Regions from separate parts of the Homo sapiens genome. Here region 2 is linked to region 1. The links are chromatin loops, found by intact Hi-C in ENCODE. Cell type or tissue: thyroid gland. All regions are shown on one strand. Links, peaks and the distances in the headings refer to the core of each region. The heading gives the core; the rest is flanking DNA. Region 1 has its middle 9.3 kb from the start of PMP22. Region 2 has its middle 56 kb from the start of CDRT4.

What was found. A loop is a pair of places that touch in the nucleus more often than their neighbours do. Peaks named below come from ENCODE experiments on the same cell type or tissue, not always from the same donor. Only the 100,000 strongest peaks of a DNase experiment are listed, where the experiment ranks them.
Region 2: it touches region 1 in a loop (2.7-fold over the local background); 28 of 110 quality-filtered maps call a loop at or near these places.

Annotation. Positions count from the first base shown.
Region 1 is chr17:15,269,633-15,279,525 of GRCh38, forward strand. No RefSeq gene overlaps it. Among named protein-coding and RNA genes, the nearest start is that of PMP22, 9.3 kb to the left of the region's middle. RefSeq lists an enhancer at 8,697-9,893. In thyroid gland, for the core only: no CTCF peak of the experiment used is centred there; no DNase peak of the experiment used is centred there.
Region 2 is chr17:15,403,656-15,419,899 of GRCh38, forward strand. It overlaps the pseudogene RN7SL792P. Among named protein-coding and RNA genes, the nearest start is that of CDRT4, 56 kb to the right of the region's middle. RefSeq lists enhancers at 6,107-6,607, 14,017-14,518. In thyroid gland, for the core only: no CTCF peak of the experiment used is centred there; DNase peaks (open chromatin) are centred at 2,576, 6,186, 6,486 and 8,355; H3K27ac peaks cover 4,640 bases.

The sequences.
Region 1 (9,893 bases), core at 1,894-9,893:
CCTTATTGAGAGAGGTGCACAGGAAGGCCCATGTAACCCAAGGAAATGCCTGCTTCAGGCAGTCGAAGCCACACCAAGAAATGGAGCATTAATCTCCAGCAAGGACGAGGTGAACGCAAACGGTCCTGGATGGGACCCTGGGAGGACAAGCCCCACGACGCATCATAGTCCCCACAATGCATCATTCTGTGTGCACTTCTGAGCCTAGGGAGCACCAGTTGTACTTAAAATGAACTGGAGACCAGATGTTTTCTTCATCTCTGAGTTCCTGCACCACTTATCAAGTGTGAAACCTCAGCTAATCCAGGGAAGTTCACAGACAAAGGTCAAATCCTTTCGAGACGTTCAAGGGAAAGCCGGGCAAAACTTCAAGAATGTTTACTCTTCATTGTTAGACTAGGAAATATCTAATCTAGAGGGTTTCAGTGGTAAGCCTGGGCCTCATATAATTGTTTTACTTTAAATTTTGGGCTCAGAAATTAAAATTCTAGAAATGTATCTTTAGAAAGTCATGGATATGCAAAAATTTGGCTATAATGGTATTCATAGCCAAATAAAGGTGATATGTTTTATAACAAAGAAAAGTGTGAACATCCTAAATCTCAAAGACTAGAGGAATGATTGAGTAACTTTTGGTACAGTCATAAGATGAAATATTATGTAAGTATTAAAAAATAATGTCCAAGAAGAATGTTTAATGAAATGAAGAGCCATTCGTGATGGATACAAAATAGCACACCTATAATTTGTTGAGCACTGGCTATGTGCCAGGCACTGTGCTAACCCTCTCATTAAATACCTCCAACAATCCCACGAGGGGAGAACTGCCGTGACCCCCAAGACACCCACACAGTGAGAAAATGGTGGAGCCAATATATAAACTTTGACCACTTGAAGCCAAGACCCCAGGTTCTTGACCACTAAATGCCACCAAATGTACAGTCTTTGAGTACCACTGTGACAAAAATGAAAGTAAAACTGAAAGAATGCGAAGACTGAAGAATGCAATATGACAGAATTTGTTCAACACTGTGTCTCCAAGTTCTAACATTAAATGGGAGAAATAACTGCATGGAGCTGAACACATAACAGGATTCATTGTGACGAGCGATCGCACATCTCAGCCTTGTGCCTCCATCATAAGGAGTCTGTGACTCTGTAACTTCGGTGTAGGAAACGCACACTGCGTCAACCCCAGGGAGGCACTGGGAGGGCCACGAGCCAGGTCTTGCTTCATCTTTTGCACTGACCCCAAGTGGAGTCACTCCAGGCACAGAGGTGGTATGGCAGTATTGGAATAAGCTGTGCATCTTACAATGTTGATGGTAAAATGCAGGCATTTATATAGACCATGAGTTTAATAACTGTACCTTATACTTATTTAAATACATTGGGAGATTAAGAAAAATAAAAGGAAAAAAGAGAAGTGGTTTTGAAGTTTCTTGGTCTTGAGGGAGCCTGAATGAGCCAACAGTTCATTGGTTTAGTTATGTGACTTTAAATATGAGAATCCCTCCAACCCACAGCAAGAGCATGGTCAGACATGTGGTTCAGATGAGTAAAACTGCACTGACATTTATGGTCAATTTGACCGAGGGAGAAAACTCTCATGGTTTCCAATGGTCTATCACCTACTGCATTGCCTTCTTTCTCAGAATCCCTCTCCCTCTTGCTTTCCCTACCCTCCCTCCCTTTACCTCTCTCTATCCCCTTCCATTTTTTTTCCCTCTCTCTCTCTCACGTTCCAGCCTCACAATGTGAAACCATAATGAAACCGCAATCACTTGACTATCTGAATTCTATGATTTTGTGAGCTCCTTGATTATTGGGAGACCCCAGGTCATTTTCGAATTCCTCATCCCAGCAAAATGTTTCTGCCCATCCTCCCCAGGGGACAGTCCCCATGCTCTCCTGCTTTACTCCTGTCTAATCTTGGATCATTTAACCTGCAACTGTGTCTTGGGAATCGCTAGGAGGAAACACGATTACAAAGCATTTTCTAAATGTATGGGACCATGGAATTTTTATTCCCAGGTTACCTCCAAGACTTAGGTTCCACGGACCTCACTGTTGGAAACATTGGGCTCCACGATTCTAGTCTCTAACCATGGAGGCGAGCTGACGACAGTCACTTCAGGAAATGAAAAGGCAGATTTGAAGGCAGGAGGTAGAGGCTTAAGGACTCCAGGCCAGCGAAGAGGGAACAGAAAACATCCATAGAAGCCAACATTGAAGAGAAATGCCAAAGAAGTGTGTTGCTGTGATTCTGAGTAAGGAGCTGGGTGGATGTGGTCTGAGGTCATGTGGTTCTCCACAGGAGAGACATCGTTCCCAGTGGGGCTCAGGCTCTCCCTCGTCATATGTTTATTTCCCATTTGGGGAAGAACACAGTGATTCAATTCAGGGAGTGACCTTGTCACAGTCTTTGGAAGAACTGCCCAGAACCCAGGTAAGGCATTCTATAAATGAGCCCACGATGGCCTCTGGGTATTGACCACTTGGTAGTTTATTTCTTCACAGCAGGCTGGGAACCATCAGCTCAAAAGCCCACTGGCCTCAAATTCAAATTTTTACACATCCAGTTATTCTTAAAGTAGCTCAAACAAGCAGCCTTGTTAGCCGCTTGGAACCTGCCTGCTTTGCATGCCCCATGAAATCTTACTCGCATCGGCTGCCCTGGATACCATAGAGCCTTGTGGCTCTAAGACTCCAAGCTGCTATGGCCCTTCGGAGCTTTCTGACCTGGAGACTCCTCACCACACTGCTGAGTGACGTTGGTATCACCTAAACTAATAAGCCCTGTCTCCATGTCTCCCTGCCCCAGGAGTTCCCTTTTCTCTTTAGCTTTCTCCATAGTGGCCCCTGAAAGATCCCCAGCTGTGAAGGATTTTCCCCATCCTGAAACCCTGTCCAAGGCCCACCAATAAAGTTTGTTGTAATTTATTGCCTCTTATTGTCTTCTTTTCTGATCAGATCCCTTCCTGGAACAAATCCCCACATATGGACCGGGAGGGGTGGGATGCAGAGGAACCTGGAGATGGGCACAGAAGCCCAGCAAGGCCGCCACCATCTGTACATGAGGGAGGGGCAGGAAATCCTCCAGAGAAATGGAAGCATCCTGGTGGCCTCATTACACAGGCCTTCCCAGCTTCCTCACGTCACCCAGGGAAGAGTTTCTTCCAAAGAACCCAGGGGAAAGTGGTTCATGTGGATTGCTAGGGATACACCCCCAACTGGAAGGCCTTGTGAAAAAACCTTCACCCCGCAAGCTGAGAGCGAAGACTTGTTAGGAGGCTGAATGCATGGACTTCTCAGCCTTGGAGCTATATCAAATAACCTGGTGCCTCAGCCCGTGCATAAGCCCAGTGGCAGTCCACATGGTATGCTCCCACTCAGGGGACTGAGAGACCCCTTTTCACCCAACAATTTCAGTGTCTGATTATCAATCCTTACCTTTTCCACACAATGTTATGTGCAAATACCTCAATAGAACCCAATCTGGCAGGTCTCTTCTTAATAATTGCACATTGAAATGTCTGTTCGTCATCTAGGCCAGCGGTTTCTTGTATAAAGGAAACAAAAGTCATATAATTCCTTTTACTAAGGTCACTGACCTTTGCAGCTTCTTCCACGATGAGAGAGTAAACAGAAGATGACTAAGTGTTTTTGACATCCAAAGTCACCCACAGCCAGAACCAGAGTCTGGGAGAAGTGTATTTTGGACATCGTGACCTCAACTATGTGAAGGAAAGGAAAACTGAAGTCCTTTTAAAATAATATTCATTCAATAGATATTTATTGAGCAACAGCTACAGGCTAAAAGCAAACATCACACAGCCTCTTCAGTCTTTATTAGCATGCAAAACTAGCCCCAAATGCTCCCCACCCCTGTAAGGATGCCCCCTTGTGATGTGGCATTTCTGCTCCCTTCATCAAGAGGTGAAGTCTGATTCCTCCACTCTTTGAGTCTGGACCTGGCCATGTGACCTCCTTTAGCGAATGGGACATTAACAGTGTGACACAAGCAGAGGCTTTAAAAGAACATTCTCATTGGGATTTGCTCTGTTGCTCCTGGGGACCCTTCCACCATCATCTGAGCAAGGCTGGACAAGCCACTGGATATTGACAGGCAACACTGAGAGAGATCTGAACTGCCTGTGCCATCCCAGCTGAGGTCCTAGACACATGAGCCACCACAGCAGAGAATAGCTGTGCCTGATCTAGACCAGAATGGATGCCAAATAAAGCCCAGCTACCCCTCAATATTGTGAAAAGGAGTAATTTGTTGTGTTAAGACACACTAAGTTTTGGGGTGGTTTGTTACCCAGCAAACACTAACTGATACATTAACAATCCTGGACTTTGGGTTAGACACCAAATGCATTAGATTTGCAAATAGGTCTCTATGCCAGCAGGGGCAGAGGTGATTATCCCTGGCGGTAGCAAATTGACTTCCACTTGTTCCACTGGTTGTCTGGGACCTGAAAATGGACTGTAATAGTTGGCTCAGTTTCATCTCTAAAGGAGGAGAGTGGTTAAGGCCAGAGAGATTGAGAAGATTCCTGGAGTTCTTTGGGAGTCACTTGACTCTATAGAGACTCTCAGGCATTTTCTGAGAGTCTTGTGGTTCTCTGGAGAACGCTATGGATCTGTAGAGAGTCCCATAGATTTGTGGAGTGCTCTGAGGTATAGTGTCGAGGAGGACTTCTCAAACCAACTGGGGTGAAGCACTGTGTTTGTTTGTTCTTTATTTCTAATTCATCACAGTCAGTGACATGACCTACAGGCGGGCCATGGGAGATGGAACATGCCCACTATCATGCACTTGGATGCCACGACAACATCAAATTTCTATCAAATGTTCTAAAGTTTTATTCTCACTGTCTGTACTCATTTCACCACAGCCCTTTAAAAGTTTGTGAATTGGCACTGGTCCCATGTGGGAACAACACTTTGAGTAGCTTTGCTGTAGAAAGAGCTGAGGAGGGGCCTCTAAGTATACAGCCCCAGGCCTAGAACCATGAACTCCCAAAAGTGAAATGAGCTTGACCATTAACATTTTCTTTGAACACTGAACCAATATGCCATTTCTTCAGTGCCCAATGCAAGACCTATGGAAAATCAGATAACAGGTGTATTTGTCTGTTTTCATGCTGCTGTTAAAGACATACTGAGACTAGAAAATTTACAAAAATGAGAAGTTTATTGGACTTACAGTTCCACATGTCTGGAGAGGCCTCACAATCATGGCAGAAGGCAAGGAGGAGCAAGTCACATCTTTCATGGATGGCAGCAGGCAAAGAGAGAGAGCTTTTGCAGGGAAACTCCCGTCTTTAAAACCATCAGATCTTGTGAGGATCCATTCACTATCATGAGAACGGCATGGGAAAGACCCACCCCCATGATTCAGTCATCTCCCACTGGGTCCCTTCCATAACATGTGGGAATTATGGGAGCTACAAAATGAGATTTAGGTGGGGACACAGAGCCAAACCATATCAACAGGAAAACGTTTATAAAGAACAGAACATTTACTTCAGAAGGGCACTGAGTAATAATAATAACTCTCATCATTTAGCACCTCATTGGCTAGAAAAAGTAGTTGGGGTAGGAAGCATTATTCCGTAGCCATCCGTGAGCCACAGTCTTTTTTTTAATAATATTTTTAATATATACTATTCTTTTGAGTGTGGACATATTTGTAATCCATACAAATGATATTGTGCTCTAAGACCTCATCGTTTTTCATTTTTATTCAACACTGCTTCTGAAATCTAACCATGTTGCTATGTGTACATCTAGTTCAAGTTTCTTTCTATTATTATTACTATGATACTTTAAGTTCTAGGGTACATGTGCACAACGTGCCAGTTTGTTACATATGTATACATGTGCCATGTTGGTGTGCTGCACCCATTAACTCATCATTTGCATTAGGTATAGCTCCTAATGCTATCCTTCCCCCCTCCCCCTATCCCATGACAGGCCCCGGTGCGTGATGTTCCCCACCCTGTGTCCAAGTGTTCTCATTGTTCAATTCCCATCTATGAGTGAGAACATATGGTGTTTGGTTTTCTGTCTTTGCGATAGTTTGCTCAGAATGATGGTTTCCAGCTTCATCCATGTCCCTACAAAGGACATGAACTCATCCTTTTTTATGGCTGCATAGTATTCCATGGTGCATATGTGCCACATTTTCTTAATCCAGTCTATCATTGATGGACATTTGGGTTGGTTCCAAGTCTTTGCTATTGTGAATAGGAGCCACAGTCTTGATGACAAGGTTGATCAAGTGCCAGTTCGTCCCTGAAAGCTGGTACAAGGAGTGCTGGCGAGGGCTGCTCAAGGAGCCACAGAAATGACCCCCCAGTGCTGGCTGGAGTTCTCATCCACTTTGTTCTCTGTACTCCAGCTGAGCCCTTTCACCAATATGGCTCTACCCTCTCTGGGCTCTATGGGCCACACTAAGTACTTGTCAGGGAGGAAAAAGGCCCATCGCAGGATTTGTTGATAAACATGTAAAAGGACTCTAAAGGGTCTAAGAAGTTGTGCAATAAAAACAACAAAGTAGAACAAAATAAAAACCTGTTTATGGCCTGTTTCTTAGCCAATTAAGATCCTTTTTTCCTGTAACCCAAAAGGTAGCATGATGGTGCTTTGAACTATGTCCCAGTACATTTTCCCTTCTAGGTGATGGGTGGGTTACTACTCATGGTTTCTCTACCTTCAGACCCTGGCACTGGCATTCTAACCCTGGAAATTCTCTTGTGACCTCCATCTGCTCTTTATCTCCCTGACTCTCATTTGTCCTCTAGGTCTCAGGTTGTTATTTTTTGGAAAGTTCTTAAACTCCCTGAAAGGACTGGTTACTAATCCGTCTCTTGTATTCTTACAGCACCCCACGCTTCCCCACAAAAAGCACAATGTATTAGACCTGAGTTGTCTTTTTCTTTGTCTGTCTTCTGCACTAGTCTCTGAATTGGGCAAAAACACCATTTCTGACTCATACCACATGCTCCATAGATGGCTGCAAAATCATAAAAGTAAATTTTAACCTTATAGTTCTGGGCAGAAGGTAAGTGGCTCAGCATGTCACAGAAATAAACCCTTGGCCAAAGTTTTGTTGCATGTGTTTTCGTCCCACAAAACTGCAAATATCACAATCCTGTCACATGACATGAAAGAGATTGTGTGCCTGGGAGCCTGTGCCAAGCTGTTCTTCACCCGGAGGGAGCCCTCAACTGAGATGGGGTGGGGGACCCCAGGCTGACTGCTGACCTCAGTCATAGCTGGACCTAGAGGACTGGAAGTGAGTGAGATGGAGAGAGCCTCAGGTCACTAGGTCAATTTTATAATTCCAGTTCAAGTTCAAAGGTTTTTTGTTTGTTTGTTTTTGTTGTTGTTGTTGTTGTTTTAGACCGAGTCTCACTCTGTTGCCCAGGCTGGAGTTCAGTGGCGCGATCTCGGCTCACTGCAACCTCCGCCTTCCGGGTTCAAGCAATTCTCCTGCCTCAGCCTCCCAAGTAGCTGGGATTACAGGCATGTGCCACCACGCCCCGCTAATTTTTGTATTTTCAGTAGAGATGGGGTTTCACCATGTTGGTCAGGCTAGTCTTGATCTCCTGACCTCAGGTGATCCACCCGCCTGCTCCTCCCAAAGTGCTGGAATTACCAGCCTGAGCCACCGTGCCCAGCCCTGACATACCTAGATTTTTAACACTTCTCAATGTCATTGCTGGAGAGTCATTTTTAGGTTAGGAATACTAAAATGAGCATGATTCAGTTTATCCAAAGTTTTGGGATAAAGATGAGATGTGGAGGGAGAAGGCTGGAAGGAGGCATTGCTTAGGGACAGTGCGGGTTCCTACCCAGGTGTGTTCTAGCAGGCTGGGGAGAGCAGAAGGCAGCTGGTGCTTGAATAAGGGGTACCAGGAGCAAGTAGAAGGAAGATGTTGAGAAAATTTAGTGAGTACCAAAATGTGCTAAGCCCTAAGCGTATCACACACTGTTTCTTGCATTCTTCAGAGTAGCCATACACAGTCAGCCTTCCGTATCCAAGGGCTCTTCAGATTCAACCAACTGCAAATTGAAAATATTTTAAAATAAATAAATAAAAATTAACAGTGCAACAAAATAAAAAAAGACAAATGTTTAAAATGCAGTGTAACAACTATTTACATAACATTTACATCATATTAGGCAATCACAAGTAATCTAGAGATGATTTAAAGTACACACAAGGATGTGCACAGGATATATGCAAATACTACACCTTTTTATATCAGGGACTTGAGCATCCTCACGTTTTGGTATCCTCAGGGGCTCCTGGAACGAATCCCCTGAGGATATTGAAGGATTACTGTAATCTCAAATTATCTTAGGCTCAGAGAAATTCAATGAGATGTCCAAAATCACACAGTTACCATGAGTATATAAAGAACTATACTCACTAATGATGCAGTTTCAGAGAAATTTTTTTCAGAGCTTTTTTCCCCTTGCTTTAATTTTTTTTATATACCTAAAGTGACAGTGTTGAAGTTCCACCCAAATTCTGTCAAATCCCATTTGATCTTTTCCGTGTATCTGCTCCCTGGGCTGCCCCCATCACTCGGCTTCCAACAGCCAGTCCTGCCGCTCTTCTCTGTAGCCTGCTTGGGCTTCTGAGCCACTTAACCTGCAGGCAGAGAGAGCTGGGAATGCAAGAGCCCACCCGCCTGCCCCCCACCCCACCTTGGCCATTAACCAGACTGTCAGATTGAGGAAAATGAAGTCAGGTCGCTAGCTTTGGGATAGGATAATTATGGGCTGGAACCTACCTTCCAATGTTCCTCCTGGGATCAGGCTGAAGCTACCCACTGTGGATTTTGCCTGAGATCATACCCCTGCACGGCTTCTTCTCCTTGCCTGCCCTGTTTCCCCTCCCCCTTCGCCAGTCTGCCCTGGGAGCCCTCGCATAATAAGTCACTTGCTTGTGAATCCTTGTTGCTTGTTGCGGTGTCTGCTTCTGGGAAACCTGACCTTAGGCACCACCTCACATATTTTCTTAACGGTGGTAGAAAAGGAAAGAAGCAAACAGGAGAGCAGGGAAAGAAGACAGAAAAGATGAAAAAGTGGTTTCACTTTGGATTATGGGCTGTCCTTTGTCAGTCATGGCCTCATAACACATTAGACTGAAATTTCTGAGACATTTCTTTCCACACCACTGTTTCACATAATTGGTGCTTTTATGTCTAAAATTACAAAGAGACTATAACATTTAGAGTTTGCAAAATACTTGAGTAGGCTAGAGGGAACTCAGATTGGAAACTGGCAGCTGATGGGCTGAACTCAGCTCACTGATATGTTTGGTCTACACAGTATTGGGTCACAGTGTTTTAAAACTGAATTCATTTTCAGCATTTTAAACCTAGAGTCACATGAAAATCCCTGCTTCTGGCTTCTCTTGAAAAGCTGGGCTATTTGGCAATGCCATGTGTACATGACTGTATGGCAGGAGTCATTTGGAGCTGAGTAATGGCTCACAATTAGGTAGTATATTAGTCAAGATAGAATGGACTCTGCTGAAATAGCAAATAAAATCGAAATCTTAGTGGTTTAATCCAAGGAAAGATGATTTCTTAGTCACTCAAAGTCCAATGAGGGTTGGTAAGCACTATAATCCAAACAGTGACTCAGGGATCCAGGATTCCTCCTTCTTGTGACTCACCTTATCAACAAGTAGCCTCCAAGGTCACTGGGGGAAGAAAGAGAAGGTAGAGGGAGGAACACGTGCTCTTAATTCCCTGAAATGTCATTTTTCTTCAGAGCCTGTTGACCAAAATTAATCCAATGGACCCAAGCCAACTGCAAAGGGGACAGGGAAATATGGGAGAGCACACAGAATCTGGTGAGCA
Region 2 (16,244 bases), core at 2,182-10,181, 130 kb after region 1:
TCAGAAAAGGGGGTGTCCCCTTAATAGTGCTGAGCTGAACTTAACCCAGGGAAGAACACAGGGCTGACTCAGATGCAGTCTCTATCAGCCAGAAGGGGAACAGGCACTCACCCAACTCACTGCAGTTTAAAGTTAACTGTCATTGGTACTGTTATGGGCTGAAGTGTGTCACCTACTCCAAATTCTCATGTTGAAGCTCTAACTTCCAATACCTCAGAATGTGACTGTATTTGAAGACAGGGTCTTTAAATGGCAATTAAGTTAAGATGAGATCTTATGGGTGGGCCCCGATCCAATATGACTGGTGTCCCTATAGGAAGAGGAGATTAGGACACAGACACACACAGAGGGCAGAGCATGTAAGGACACGGGGAGAAGATGCCATCTACAAGCCAAGGAGAGAGGCTTCCAGAAAATGGTTCAAAAACCTGCTGACACCTCACTCTTGGACTTCTAGTGTCCAGCACTGTGAGAAAATAAATTTCTGTTTTATAAAATACTCTAGCCGCCCATCTATGGTATTTTGGATGGCAGCTCTGGCAAACTAACACAAGCGCTACAACAGAGACACAGAAAATGCTGCAGGAACGCAAAGAAAGAGACAGAAATCCCCAGGAGAAGCGAGTCAGCACAGGGGTTACTTGTGTGGGCTCCAGAGTGGACTGGCTGGGTTCCAACCTCCCTGATCTGCTATTTCCCTCGTGAGAGTCCCCACCTGGCATGGTGGTTGGAAGGATTAATAAAATGAAGCAGGGACAGCAAGGATCAGAGAGTGAGGCACCGTAAGGCCAGCTATTTACAGAGGAAACCTGTGTCACCTAAACTGGGAACCCGGAGACAGAGGAGACTGCAGGGCTGCTGGTGGAAGAAAGGTCCTGTCCAGCAGAGGGGACCCCATGAGCCAGGGCTCGTGGTTGGGCTGGGCAAGGTCCAGGAAAAGCAAGTCACCTGGGGGAGCTGGGGCCAGGGGAGGGAGGCCTGGGCAGGAAAATGGGGGTGAGATGGCAGAGGGGAAACTGGAACACCAGACTAGATTCTGTTCCCAGGGAAAGAGAAACCATCAGATGTTTGTAAAGCAAGGAAGTGGCAAGATGGGAAGGGAATCCCGACAAAGCCGCCAGAAACGAGATTGGGATTGAGGAAGGAGAAACAGTTGCAGGCTTCTGTGATGCAGAGGAGAGGCCAGTGAGTGATTTGCGTTCTTCTATTTGCTCATCTGAAATATTAATTTCAATGTTTGCATGCATAAGCAATGCGAGAGCCCAGACGCAGCCGCTCCTCTCCAGCTCTTAAAAGACTTTCTGTGAAGTGTTCCTGGAAGAGACAGTTAATGCCTTGCCCCGCTTGCCCCGAAATTGATTTCTGAGAAACAGGGCCCTGCATTTACGAGCTGGCCGCGGGGACGGAGGATTTCTCAGCCCAGCCCCTCGGCCCATCGCACCTCCTGGGCATGGGTATGTAAGGAGACTCAGGAGCCCAGGTTGCCAAAGAGAGAGTAGTCTTTAGGGAATTCAGTGGGCAGTGGCTAATGAATAAATCAAAGACTGCCCTCTGTGCTCCTCCATTTAGCAGTGCCATGCTGTTTAACCTTTGATCAGACAGTGTGAGCACGTGCCCTGTCTTTCTGCAGGAATGGAGACTGGCTGTGCCAACTGTCATTTCTTTCTAACTTACCCATTATCTGGGTAGCAGAAAAGTCGAAAGTTGCCGGTAGGTTGGATATTATCTAGTTCAACTCTCCTGTTCTGCAGATGAGGAAACGGAGGCCCAGAGAAGAGATTTACTCAAAGTTTTCCAGGTTTGTTAGTGCGACAGATGACACTGGAACTCGGATGCAGTGACTCCCAGCCCAGTGTATCATAACATTTCACGTCCACTGGAAAAGTGTTGCCTAACACAAATACAACACAAGCCATGTGTGCAGTTTTAAGCCTTCAAGGAGCCACATTAAAAAGATAAAAAGAAACAGATGAAATTGGCCTTAATTTACAGACACACCAGGGACATGTTCTAAAAAATACGTCATTAGATGATTTCATTGTTGTGCAAACACCGTAGAGTGTACGCACACAAACTTAGATGGTATAGATCCCTTATCATCTTACCGGACCACCGTTGTTATGTGGTCCATCATTAATGAAAATGTCACGATGCATGACTGTATTCTGTTGAATGCAGTATATGCAAAATATACAGATTCTGTCTGTGTACACCTTCCCATTCACTAGGTCGGATCACTTTCTGTACCTGCTCAGGCCTAGCCAGGCTGAGGGTGGAAAGGTAGGAGTCAGACTCCAAATAGAAGCATGAAGGCCTCTCCAAGGAAAGCCATCAATTGCAAGCCCATGAAGCCACACATTTAGCAGAAAATGTGCACTTCTCTCAGGAGCATTAAGCATATAGGGAAATATTCCCATAATCAAAGTGTAGGCTGTGGTAGACGCTGTCCCAGCCAACAACAGACAGAGGACCTTTTATCCAGCCACCCATTTCCAGGGTGCTTTTTGCTGACAAGGGACGCCTGTGGGCTGCTGGTATTCTATCTATCTCTTGAGGTGGCTGGACGTGGGTGGCCATGCCAACTCCTGGGCAGAATACTTGAACAGAAGTGCCTGGGGGGACAGAAGACTGCCCCTCACCCTGGGGCACTTATGAGGTCAGCCCAGATGACTCATATGGAATTCCCAAGCCCCCTGGATCCAGGAAACTACTCCAACCTCCGGAGTTCATTCTGGAACTATGCCAAGTGCCAGAAATCCACTTCTATCCAAAAGTTCAGAATTCTATTTTAATTCTCCTACAAGCTGCTGCCTGCTGACTTGGCGTCCGCCCTCCTCAAAGGTGTCAACACGCTTTGAGGGCCAAGTGCTTCTTCTCTGACCCTCCAAACAAGTTCCCATGTTGGCGCCACAAAGCAGGTGGACCACCTAGAGCTGCTGATAAGCAGCGGGTTCCCACAATAACAAACCCCTAAAAGCAAAGTTGGCCTTTTCCCCACCACCAGCTGGTCCATGGCGCGGCTTACCTGAGTGCTGATCAAGGCAGATGCTGCCATCAGAGGAGTTAAGAAGTTCCTGGGACAACAGGTGGTCCCAGTTTGATTGTGCAGAGCTTGAATCTGCAACTATGCTGACCAACCCATGTGGGCTATTGAGTCCCTGAAGTGTGTGACTCGACCAAACGGAGACATGGTTGGTGTAAGTGCAAAATATGCACCAGATATCAGACATAGTATGGAGGGGGAAAAAGGATATAAAAATTTAAAATTCCTCACTGAAAATATTTCTGTTGATTATAGGTCGAAATGATATTTTTTATGTATTGGATTAAACACAACGGATTATTAAAATTACTTTTACCTATTTTTAATTTTAAGGAAACTATTTTAAAATTACCTATGTGGTTCACGTTTTATTCTCATCAGACCGCACTGTTCTAGTGGAAGCATTTCATTTTGGGGTGCAATTCTGATGGCATTGGCTGAGATTTGGCTAGCAGTGTGGGGACGGATGGCATGAGCCTGGTGGTCACTATCCAGGACATGGGATGTGAAGTGGGAGGACTGGCTGGGGATGCTGTTGGACATGAGAGGCCACACCCCCATCCCCTGCTCCATTCACTGCCCTGAATGTGCAGCTGAATTCATTGCCCCAGTTTAAACCATGGAACGAGAAGCCATCAGCCTAGGCCCAGGTCTCTCCACTGCTACCACTGTGGTATGCCCCAGAAAACCTAGAACACGATGCTCCAAAGGAGGGGCTGAGCTGTTTATTGCTTCTCGCCCTTTAGAAATGGAAGCTAAAATTTAGGGCTGAATTTGGGGGCCTTGTCAACACAAAGGATCCTTGCTCTGTATCTTGATTTTGGTGATGGCCATATGACCCTACACAAGTATAAAATTGCACAGAACTAAATACATGTACACACACACACTCCCCTATATTATTTCCTATAACTGCATGTGAATCTACAATGATCTCATAGTTTAGGTCCATATTTGAACACCCATATTCATACCACCATTATTCGCAATAGCCAAAAGGTGGAATACCCTAAGTGTTCATCAACAATGAGTGGATAAACAAAATGTGGCATATTCATGCAATGGAATCTTATTCAGCCTTAAAAAGGAAGGAAATTCTGCCGGGCATGGCGGCTCACACCTGTAATCCCAGCACTTTGGGAGGCCGAGGCAGGCGGATCACCTGAGGTCAAGAGTTTGAGACCAGCCTGGCCAACATGGTGAAACCCCGTCTCTACTAAAAATACAAAAATTAGCCGGGCATGGTGGTGCAAGCCTGAATTCCAGCTACTCAGGAGGCTGAGACAGGAAAATTGCTTGAACTCAGGAGGTGGAGTTTGCAGTGAGCCGAGATCCCACACTGCACTCCAGCCTGGGAAACAGAATGAGACTCTGTCTCAAAAGAAAAAAAAAAGGAAGGAAATTCTGACATCCACTACAACCTGGATGAACCTTGAGGACACTATGTTAAGTGAAATAACCCAGACCCAAAAGGACAAATGCTATATGATCCCACTCATATGACACATACTGAGTAGCCAAACTCGTAGAGAAAGTAGGATGGTGGTTGCCAGGGCCTGGGGGAGAGGGGAGTGGAGAATTGTTTAGGAGCTCTGGTGTTTCAGTTTGGGAGGATAAAAAGAGTTCTATGGCTGGGTGGCAGTGACGGTTGCACAACAATATGAATGTACTTAATAATTAAGATGGCCAGGTAAGGTGGCACACACCTAGCTGTGGTCCCAGCTATTCAGGAGGCTGAGGTGGGAGGATCGCTTGAGCCCAGGATATCTAGGCTATAGTTCTGGGCTATGCCAATTGGGTGTCCGCACTAAATTCCACATCAATATGGTGACCTCTTGGGAGCAGGGGACTACCAGGTTGCCTAAGGAGGGGTGAACCCGCCCAAGTCGGAAACGGAGCAGGTCAAGTCTCCCATGCTGATCAGTACTGGGGATGCATCTGTAAATACCACTGCATTCCGCCCAGGGCAACATAGCAAGACCTCATCTCTAAAAAAATAAAAATGTTTAAAATGGTAAATTTTATGTCATGTGTATTTTACCACAATTTTTTAAATCTAAAAATTAAAAAAAAGTCAGAGCCTTTTGACCTAAAGATCGGTGCCTCTCTTTTACAGTTCACCCTGTTCAAGGAGGTGAACCAAAAAGCTATGGAGCCCATTAGAAGGAACCAGACTTCCAGCACCTGGGTAAATAACCTGTAAGGGAAGCAGGAGCAGAGAGTGGTCCTTGGTGAGGTGCTGGGTGCCGGGGAAGGTGGGGGCCAGGTTGGTGCCTGGTGCCTGTGCTGCACCCCAGTCATCCCCAGCACACTGAGTACCCAGGTGGAGCTCTTGTGCCACCCAAAGGTGAAATTAACCTGTGATTACAAAGTTAGCTTTGATCAAAATTGTTGGTAAATGTAGGGGTTAGGGAAGTGAAAGCGCTAGAAGGAGGCATGAATGCCTAGGGCTGAAAGGGGATGGAGAAGGCAAGGACAGATCCCAGGGTCAGCAAATCGAATCTACTTAGGGTGCGAGATGCGGTGGGCTTTTGGGGACATATTCTTCTATACCGTATCACCAGAGATACAAAGGTTTTTTTTGTTTGTTTGTTTGTTTGTTTGTTTTGGCAAACGAAAGGGGTTTTTATAGACCAACCCTGTTGTACCATTGAAATAGCCCCAGTTTTCCTAATTCATGGGAAGGGCATGAAGAACCCCCTGCGTAGGGCAGGGCAGGGAACCTATCTGCACTCCAAGCAGTTGGCCACCGAAAGGAGATAACTTCATGATGCTTCCATTGAGAATCTCTGAGACAGTAGTTAGGAGAAGGGAACTGCCAGGCTGAGATTTTTCCGTCATCTGATCATGACTGAGTTCAAGATAACAAGAGTCCGTTTTTGGTAATGGAGGCATTTCAAAAGAGAATGATTTTGTTTCCCTTAAGTTCACATAGGTTGGCCGGAAGCCCCCAGACTGCCTGGAATACGCATTAAAAACGCCAGCTATCTCAGCAATAATTTCCAGCCCCAGGCCATTTACTAAGACACACAGCACCTCTACCACCCTGCTCTGATGCACCGCCACGGCCATCCCGCAGACCTGTGCCAGACGGCAGCGCCGGTGCCTCTGCACCCGACCGCAGCTGAGAACGTGTGGCTGCCCGTATGATTCTGCTCAGTTCATGGTGTCTCCTCAGCCACTGTGTCCTGAGCCAAGAGATTTGAGTGTTTATGAAAACCAGCATTGTTTTCCCTCTTGGTCATGTAAGTCATGGGAAATTTTTGTGTGGTGATGCATAAATCCCAGAAAGTTTGGTTTAAAAAGTTCCCTAAAGTGTGGGTGGTTCCTCAAGTATGTCCAGATTTAGTGAATATCTTGAATCCGTAGAACAAGCCTGAGAGTTTCACCCAAATGCCATCTCCGTGAAGAGGCCCTCCAGATTCACGGACACCCTCATTAGTGAGTTCTGGCAGCTGGCCGTTAGATGTAGGACTTTTAAACTCAAATTTAAAATGAGTCTGCATGCCTGAGTGAGCAGAGTTGCTGGGAAATATTATGCTTCAAGGCAGTTCAGGCCAACTCTCCCACGATCTAAAATCCTTCTATTAAAAAAGTTATAATTCATCCCGAATAAATTAGCTGTCCTCTTTGAGAAATCTTCCTTTAATGTTTTGCTTAATCCATCAACAATTATTTCATGAGCACCTGCGCATCCAGGCTTGGCAATGCCACGGATTCTAATTCCTTCTCCTATCCTCACTCCTCATCCTCATCAAGAAGAGGATTTGCCTCTGATCCTCCACCATGACTTGGGCAGCCACTGAAAATGATGCTTTAAATAAATGTGTTGATGTGGAAAGACGGCAGGGCTTATGAAGGAGTATGTATTTCATTCCATTTTCATAAATATGTAAATAGTATGTGTTTAATCCCACTTTTATAAATATATATTCTTGGGCAGATTAATATATATTCATGTGTATATTTCAATAAAACAAAATCTAAAAGGATATATACCAAGGTGTTAGCAGTGATGATCTCTAAGTAGTGGAATTAATTTTCTTTTCTTTTAGCTTCTCTGTGCATTTTTTCTAAAGGAAACACATATTATATGTTAAATCAAAAACGGAAAATGTTGTAAAGGAAACAGTGGCATTGAGAGAAGATGGTAGTTAAGTTTGGTAGCCATTTAAAGAGGTTTACGGCTGGGTGGAGTGGCTCATGCCTGTAATCCTAGCACTTTTGGGAGGCTGAGGCAGGAGGATCACTTGAGTTCGAGACCACCCTGGTCAACACATCAAGACCCCGTCTCGACCAAAAAAAAAAAAAAAATAGCTGCACATGGTGGTGCATGCCTGTAGTCACAGCTACTCGGGAGGCTAGGGTGGGAAGATCACTTGAGCTTGGGAGGTCGAGGCTGCTGTGAGCCGTGATCACGCCACTGCACTCCAGCCTGGGTGACAGAGCGAAATATTGTCTAAAATAATATAAATAAATAAAAATAAAGAGGTTTATATGTTTCTGGTTGGGGAACTCAAAGTTTTTTCTGAGACTAAAGCCTTCTGTACAGGAACATTTTAGGCCTAAACAAAGAGAAAAGGTAAAGTTTATATTTTTCCTATGTGACCGGGACTAAAAAACATACATACATAAATATAATTTTATATTTTTAAAATGATGCCTTTGCAACCTCCTCCTTAAAATGAGGAAGGAATCTTCTCTAGTCTGGTCCAGCTGATTCCTGGCGCTGCCTTTGTTGTTCTTACTGAAACAAAGGCTGCAGAAGAGACTAGAAAAAGCAAAGAGAAGCTAAATTGATCTGCATACGGAAGAGCATAACGCTAGCAAAAACGGGGGAAATACACAAAATGGGGAAGGAAGTGGACAGAGCTGGAACAGAGAAGGGGAGGGAAAGTAGGGCAGAAGAGGTGCAGCTGGGATTTTAGGGGGGAAAAGAAGTAGAGAGGAGAGAGAGAGAGAGAGAAGGCATTGAGCAATTGCTCTGTCTTGTGGCCTTTGGAGCAGGAGGAGAGAAGGGAAGTGGAAGAAGTGGAGACCTCATTCATCAAAAGAAACTGTAGCAGAGCACGCACTTTGCCTCCTCCTCCAGAAAACCTTCAGTGAAGACAGGCATTGCTCTTGAGGGTTGGGGCTCTGGTTTGTACCTCTGGGGATGGATTAGCTGAGATGAGACTTACAGCTGAAGCAAGAAGGCCCAAATTTAGTTGGATCTGAAATTTTGTTTTGCAAAATTGGAAATCCAGTCAGCTGAGAACTCCCTAGGACTCCACCTCATCTGGCAAGATCAGGAGACAGCCCCACCCTGTCTTTGCTGAGCAGTGAAGGGCAGTCAGATGGGCCATTGGGATGGGCCCTAATCCAGTGTGATTCTACTAAATCTGGGCCTTCTTGCTTCAGCTGAAAATCTCATCTCAACTAATCCATCCCCGGAGACAAAAACCAGAGGCCCAGCCCTCAAGAGCAATGTCGTTCTTCACTGGTTTTCTGCAGCCCCTTTCCAGGGACTCCACCATCTCATCGTGAGCCCCAGCAACAGTATTTCCACGTCACTGGCATCCTGGGTGCCGGTCCAGGGTACCCATCTGGATTAGTTTCCTAAGGCTGCTGTAAAACTGACACAAGCTGGCTGGCTTTAACAACAGAAATTGGCTGTGTCACAATTCTGGAGGCTGGAAGTCCAAGATCAAGATGCTGGCAGGGCAGGTCCTTTCTAAGGACTGTGGGAAGGAGCTGTTCCGGGCCCCTGTCCGGGCGTATGGATCCATCTTCATCACGGCATGGCCTTCTCCCTGTATGTCTGTCTCTGTGTCCAAATTTCCCCTTTGTTTGAAACCAGTCACACTGGATTAAGGCCCACCCCAATGACCTCACTTTAACTTGATCACATTTATAGAGACCCTATCTCCAAATGAAGTCACCTTCTGAGGTACTGGGGGTTCGGACTTCCACGTGCCAATCTGGGGTGGAGGAGACACAATTCCACCACCATGCGCACTGACAGCCCCATGGCCGGCGCACACCCTTGGTGCCAGCCCCAGAGTGACTGGCGGTCACTCTGGGGGCCCCTCCCTTTTCTTTCACACGTGCTCACTTTGCAGCTGTCCAGGCCATTCTGCCCTCATCTGAGGAATTTGCAGAAATTCCCCAGAACTCAGGCTTGGTGATTTCACCCTTCCCTGTTTTCAGCCAGCACAGAGTTTTGTCCTAGGCTTCTGTTTCTCTGCTGAATTCAGTAGGGATTGAGGAGGGAGCAGAGACTCATGGGTGGGTTCAAACCCCTTCCTTGAAGCTGATGTTGCTTTAAATCTGCTTCCCTGGAGGGCCACAAGTGGGCCAGGACGCTGTGTATGGTCCTGCAGACAGCTTCCTGCTCCTGCCCCGTCCTGCCCTTGGACAGAATTGGGCCGTGGACTCATTTTCTTAGGGGACTCCTCCAACCCTCATGGGGACACATCTGCTCCTTAAAGCGTGGGTTCTCTGCTACAGATTCTGAGGGAACGGTCTGTAGCTGGAGAGACTGAGGAATGAAAGGTACATTCAGGCCATGCAGAGTCACTTAGCTGAAGGGTGGGGCGGAGATGGACAGCTGGACAAAGGGGCACAGAGAGGTTCGGCCTGAGGAAAGTTGAGAGGAGGGACTGCATTATCATGGAAGGACATGCTGCTTTGATCCGGATGAAGGAGCTCCCATGTCTTCTAGCCATTTAGGTGCAGCAAAAGATTTGCATTAAAACCCAAGTTACTGGAGTGAAATACTGAGGGGAATGTGGTTCATGAGAATAGCAATTTACATTTGAAAAACATTTTAAATCATGTCTTAAAGGATTCATAATTGTAGGGCTTCTTAAAACTAGTGGTTTTCATTCAGAGGCCCCAGGGCATGCTTGGATTTCCCGCACAGGCTCCTGTGGCCAACTCCAGGGAAAAAGGAGAAAGGATTGGAGCAGATGCCAGAAGCACCCCGCTCTTTCCTCTCCAGCTCACCCTGGCTTGGAGCAGAGACGTCATCTATCACTTGTTTGGTACAACAAGCTCCCACACAGGATTTTATTTGGTAAAAGATCTCCATGATTACAAAAAATAAATGCATGCATGCATACAAGAATATATACATTAATTCCACTGGTTTAGCTAATTAGTTTTCCATGCATATATTTTTATAAGATTATATACATGGAAAACTCATTTACACAGGTACTCAACTATACAGTACAGATACTCAACATACCCGTGATTTCAAGGTCGTAACTGCTGCTTGAAGGTGGACATGTGTGTCTATAGTTCATTCCTAATGAGAAAGATCATCTTCAACACAATAAGGAACACACTTTAACCTAAGAGGGGTGTCATCTCCAGAGAGGATGTTCCAGCCATTGAAAACAAGAAGTGCTCTGAAGCAGATCGAACTCTGGCTTGGATGCTCTGGCAGAGTCCTGTGTGTACCAAATTAGCATTTCAAAATGAAGCCAAGTAAGAGAACCAGCTCCTTCCTGAAAGAGGCCATGAGGGTCTAAATGTCCCACAGATCTGGCTGTCTCTGTGGGAAACCACCTCTTGGAGAAGGAAGATCTGAGCTAGCAGGGCCGTGCATCTTCCCGAAAGCTCCGTGTTCCTGCTTCAAGGCTATGCTTCCCAAGAAAGCAGATCACGGGGTTATTTTCCTGACGCTCCCCTCCTGGGGGATTAAAATTCTTATATTTTGACATGGGGGCAGTGAGCAGAGTGGCCAGAAGGACAGTCTTTGGTGGCTGCTTGGCCCCTGGCCTGGTTTGATTCTGTTCCCGAATCATTAGTGGAGAACTCCTATATTCAAAGAACGGTGGTAAGAGCTGGGAGTACAAAAGTGAGAGGGAAAAAAAAAAAAAAACCGTCTTTGCCCTTAAGGGGCTTTGGTGTATTTGCAGGAGAGAGTCTCATGAACAGATGACTGAACGTCACGTGGAAAGTGCTATCCTAAAAGTGCACTGTAGCACCAAGGAGCACCAAGGTGAGGTAGAGTCCAGTGCAGAAGCTAGAGGCGGCCTCTGGAGCAAATTCACCTCCACTGCCTCACAGGACTCTATGGATTATTGGTCTATAAATACCTCTAGCCATCACAAATGCACTTTCGCAGAAGGATTGAATTTCAGCATTAGAAGCAACCTTCCTAGCCGTTAAACCCTTCACGGATCTGATGCTGGAAGCCCCTCTAGGACACACCCACCAAATGGCTTTTTTGAGTTGCTTTTAGGACAGGATACTCACTACCATGTGGGGAGGTGCTTGGACTACCTGGGCGCCCATTGAGAGGCGTCTGGCTTTTAGAGCTTGCTGCCAGCTTTGGGGAGTGTGAAGGCTGAGGAATGACGCTCTGTGTGTCTGGCTCAGCCAGCAGGCACAGGGCTCCAAGCACGGGGATTCCAGGGCCTCAGGTTGCATCTCAAGTGGCGTAACTGAGCAGTCAGCTGCTGGCAGTCACTCTGAACACACGCTGCTCCTCAGGGCACGGCATGTGCCTCCCAAGGCAGCCAGCCCATTCCAAAGGGTCAGAGCAAAGCACACAGTGCCCTCAATAGTCTGCTCCCTTATTCAGCCCTGGCCTATGGTAACCTAAGCCTAGGCAGGGGCTGTGGGCACCGCATCCCTCAGCTCAGCTCAGCCTCTAAGTGCATTGTGCTCTGTTTCCACGTGCTGCTCACCTTGTTTTGGGGATTTCTAATCTCACTCACATCCTTCTATTTCTCTCATGGCCTGCAGGTCCCCTTTTACTATTCCAGGTGCATCAGAAGTGACGGTTCCCATGAGCATAGGGGCTGTGTCTCTAGTGAGCTTTTCCCAGTAAAGTCATATTATCCATGTCAGTTCCACCTTCAACCCCAACATTCCCTGACTTTGTCGTTCAACTCCCTTGTCCCCTACGGATCCCTCTTTTTCACAACTTCTAAGACACTTGCAGTCCACACCTTGTTAGCAAGTTCTCCATTACATGCTGCTTTGTGCTATTTTCCACTGGTTTCCTCTCTGCCGTCCTCCCTCCAGCAAGCCCCTAATAAAGAAGAATTTTGTTTCATCCACCTCTGATATTCTTTGAAGGACATGTAGGTTTCAATGAATGTTTGTCGAATGAAGAAATGAATACACAATTTGAGCCCTGCTCCCCCAAATCTTATATATAGGGGCACAGAGAAACAATAATGAACAATTACAAAGAAGCAGGAGGAGTATGTGCAGGATATGGAGGCAGCCCAGAAGTCCGACGCAGTAAGTACAGGTCCTCAGGAAGCATTAGGTTGCTGGACAAGCAAGACATACACAAGATCCATTTCTCCCACCTCTGCTTGTTATCCATTCCACACAGACACCAAGCCACCGTTCTTTCCTTACAACAGGCATCTTGGCTTGACGCAAAAATAAGAAAAAAATCTTACCATGAAAATCACGGTGACTGCTTCTGTTCAATGCTTTATAGTCTTCAGGGCATTCTGTGACCAAATCACTTGTGTATGCCAATGATGGATGAGATGCCTTCTGCAGCTCTTTCTACATCAAATCCCTTGATTTGTGGAAAAAAGCAGAGATCACAAGTGACTTTCCTGAGTCCCCGCAGGCAGGTCAACATGGGACTGGAACCAGGATCCAAGGAGCTCCACGTTATCCCACACTAAATCTCTTCTGTCCAGCTGCCTCTCCCTCCCCAGCCTCTCCTGGAGTTGGAATGAACTCTTTCCACAGTCTGCCTCAAATGATCGGATTATTGGACAGCATCTTTGCTTTCAGGAAAAATGCTATGGCAGCCACAGTGACACCCAACTTACCTAGTGATGACAAATTATATGTGGCGTTCCAAGCTGTACCTGGGGGTTTTCAGGGTTATTTGCACCTAATTATAGGCCCCCTCTAAGACTCCCACAGTTGAAGTCCATTACAGTAAAACTCTTCCCTGATTGCATTTTTTTTTTTTTTGAGACGGAGTCTTGCTCTGTTGCCCAGGCTGGAGTGCAGTGGCACAGCTTTGGCTCACTGTAACCTCCACCTCCTGGGTTCAAGTGATTCTCGTGCCTCAGCCTCCCAAGTGTCTGGGATTAGAGGTGCACGTCACCATGCCTGGCTAATTTTTGTATTTTTAGTAGAGACGGAGTTTCATCATGCAGGCCAGGCTGGTCTCAAACTCCTGATCTCAAGTCATCCACCCACCTCGGCCTCCCAAACTGCTGGGATTACAGGCGTGAGCCACTGCGCCCAGACTCTCATTGGATTTTATTAGTAATATAGTGACAGAAGGGTGCAAAGAACCATGTTTCCACCATTAAAGAAATTTGGGGTCTGGGAGCGGTGGCTCACGCCTGTAATCCCAGCACTTTGGGAGGCCGAGGCGGGCGGATCACGAGGTCAGGAGATCGAGACCATCCTGGCTAACACGGTGAAACCCCGTCTCTACTAAAAATACAAAAAAATTAGCCGGGCGTAGTGGCGGGCACCCGTAGTCCCAGCTACTTGGGAGGCTGATGCAGAAGAATGGCGTGAACCTGGGAGGCGGAGCTTGCAGTGAGCCGAGATAGCGCCACTACAGTCTGGCCTGGGCGACGGAGCGAGACCCCATCTCAAAAAAAAAGAAATTTGGGAAGGATCTTCTCTTTTAGTGTATTGATTTTAATAGGAACCAATTCCAAGATTATTCCTACGTCAGTAGAAGTATAATATTAGTAGTCATGGTGGTGAAGTGGTCTCTTCAGAAAAAAAGAAAAGAAGCTTGTAGCTCTTGCCAGTTCCTGTAGTGTAAATTCTCCCACCATGGCCAATTTTAAGCTACCAATGCAATGTCACCGTACACACACAGAGTTGGAAAGAGACTTACCTAGTTGGCTCCATGAGCCAAGACAAGTGGCTGCCACAGCCACCACCTTTACTGAGATTTTACTACGAGATAGGCACCCTTTCAGGCTCATTGAATCCTAGCACTTCACTATGATTTATCTATAACAATAGGGAAAATAAAAATAGGTGCTTACAGGTTTTGTGACGATTGATTGAAGTCATACACACTAACTGGTTGAGAGCAGTGCCTGGCAGATAGTGAGCATTCAATAAACAGAAACAACCAGAATTGCCATTATTACTGCCTGCATTGAATCTTCTCATCAGCCATGGGAAGCAGATGCCCCTCCCACAGCCGACAAGAGCCCCTCCTTGGTAAGCATGTGTGTGGCTAGAGCTTGGAACATTGTGCGTGGTCTTCTGGCCTCCTAGGGAGGGCCACGTCACAATTCATCTTTTGACCCTGCCCCCCAATTTCCCAGTCCTCCCTGAGGATGACAAAGTGGAGTGCTCTGGGAAGACAGAAGCAACAAAGGGGACCTTTTGTGACAGAGGAGAGCATTTAAAAAGAGAGACACAGAGGGCAAGGCAGGAGTGACCTCAAATGGCCAGAGCTAGAGCCCTGGGGCAGCAAAACAGGAGGCAGGTGTGGTTTAGCAGCAGCGCCCATTAGGACATCCCACAGGCGAGGCCTCCTACAGGGGTGTCTGCCCCACCTGCCCCACCCCTACAGCAGGTCCTGCAAAACCACCTGTGAGCTGTGGTTGACACTGAACTGCAGGGAGGATGCTAAGGGTGCACTGAGCTGAAAGCAGGTGACTTCCTTTCCACCTGGACAGTACACATAACTCATTCACTCAAAACAGAACCTTCCAGTTCCCCTCACCTGCCCTTCTCCATTGCAGGCACACATTAGCGTGGTCTCTGAGAAAGGAAGGAGAAGATGCCCAGCTGTGTTCGCTGGTATGTGTGTGAGGATGGAGGTGCTCATCTTGGCTTATAAGTACCAAGCTGTGGGCACCTTTCTACCCTGAAGTTTGAGTGATTCTGCAGCAATAGACGCTCAGGGGAGGATAGCAGAGGCATCCAACAGACAACTCCTGTGGCTCACCCAGGTCAGGGTGGGTACATTTCAGGCTGTCTTGTAGCTGCTTCTCTGAGGAGCTGGGTTCTGCTCCCCAAGCTCTTCACACACTCTCAAAGATGGTCTCTCCTGAGGCCACAGACGGCATCCTTGCCAAACTGCCCAGGGCAGGGGTACACAATGGGGGCCTGTTCCCGTGGAAGCCAGGAATATTCCATGAGAAAGAAGCAGAGAAGAAAAAAATGTCTAAATATCTGTTTTTGCTTCCTACACCTCACCCACTCAAAACATTAACTTCATACCAAGCTCCCACTGCATCAGTGTCCAGGGACTTCAGGAAGCCCAGGAAGGAGCAGAGGAAGCCGCGTCTACACCAGCTCTGGCATCATGTCAGCCCCACGGCCTCAGCCCCAGGCTTCACGAGCTTTGCATTTTCTTAAACGTTTGATGGAATCACGTGCACCAGCTGCAGGCCAATGATGCCAAGGGCCAGACATTTTTGTGTTTTGCATTTTTTTTCTATTTTGCTTTCTCTTTAAGTGGAAAACTTATATCTTCAGACTGCTACATTCACTGGTAAATTCAAGTTTTGACCCGTCCCATCGCGTCTGCTACCGACAATCCAAGCCATAGCCCAACTTCAACGTGTCAGATTGCAGGAAGGGTTCTAACTTCAGGGGAATCGAAGGAACAAAGATGACTAGCTTTTATTTTACTATCTCCTTGTTATGAAGTTTGACTTTTCAGCAGGGAAATGGGGCTTGTTAATAATAGGATCAAGAAGCATATATTCCATGCACTATGCTGGGCACCTAAAAGAAAAGAGGGCAACTGTACCCCCTAAAACTGCTTTCATTCTTACCAAAAGGCTCAGTAGCAATCAGAAAAAAAAAAAAACCACTTCAGAAAGGCCTTGTGTGCTTACTCTTACCAGAAATTAAAAGAGATTTCAAAGCTACATTAATGAAAATATTTGATTCTGGTGCATAAATAGACAGATGCATCAATGAGCCAAAGCAGAAAGCCCCAAAAGAGACTGGAAAATATAAAATAATGCATAAAGCAAATTTCACCTCATTGCAGGAAAGATGGATGATTCAATAAATATTGTTGGAAAACCTGGCCAATCATAGAGGAAAAAAAAAGTCACACTAAATCCTCCTTCATGTCTTTACACTAAAATAAATTACAGGTAAAAAAAATATTTAATTTTTTTTAAGTTTCAATGCATCAGAAATAAACATAAGGTAATCTTTTCACATAATCCTGAGAGAGTAGAAAGTCCTTCTAATCAAGACAAAACTCAAAAGCCATACATAA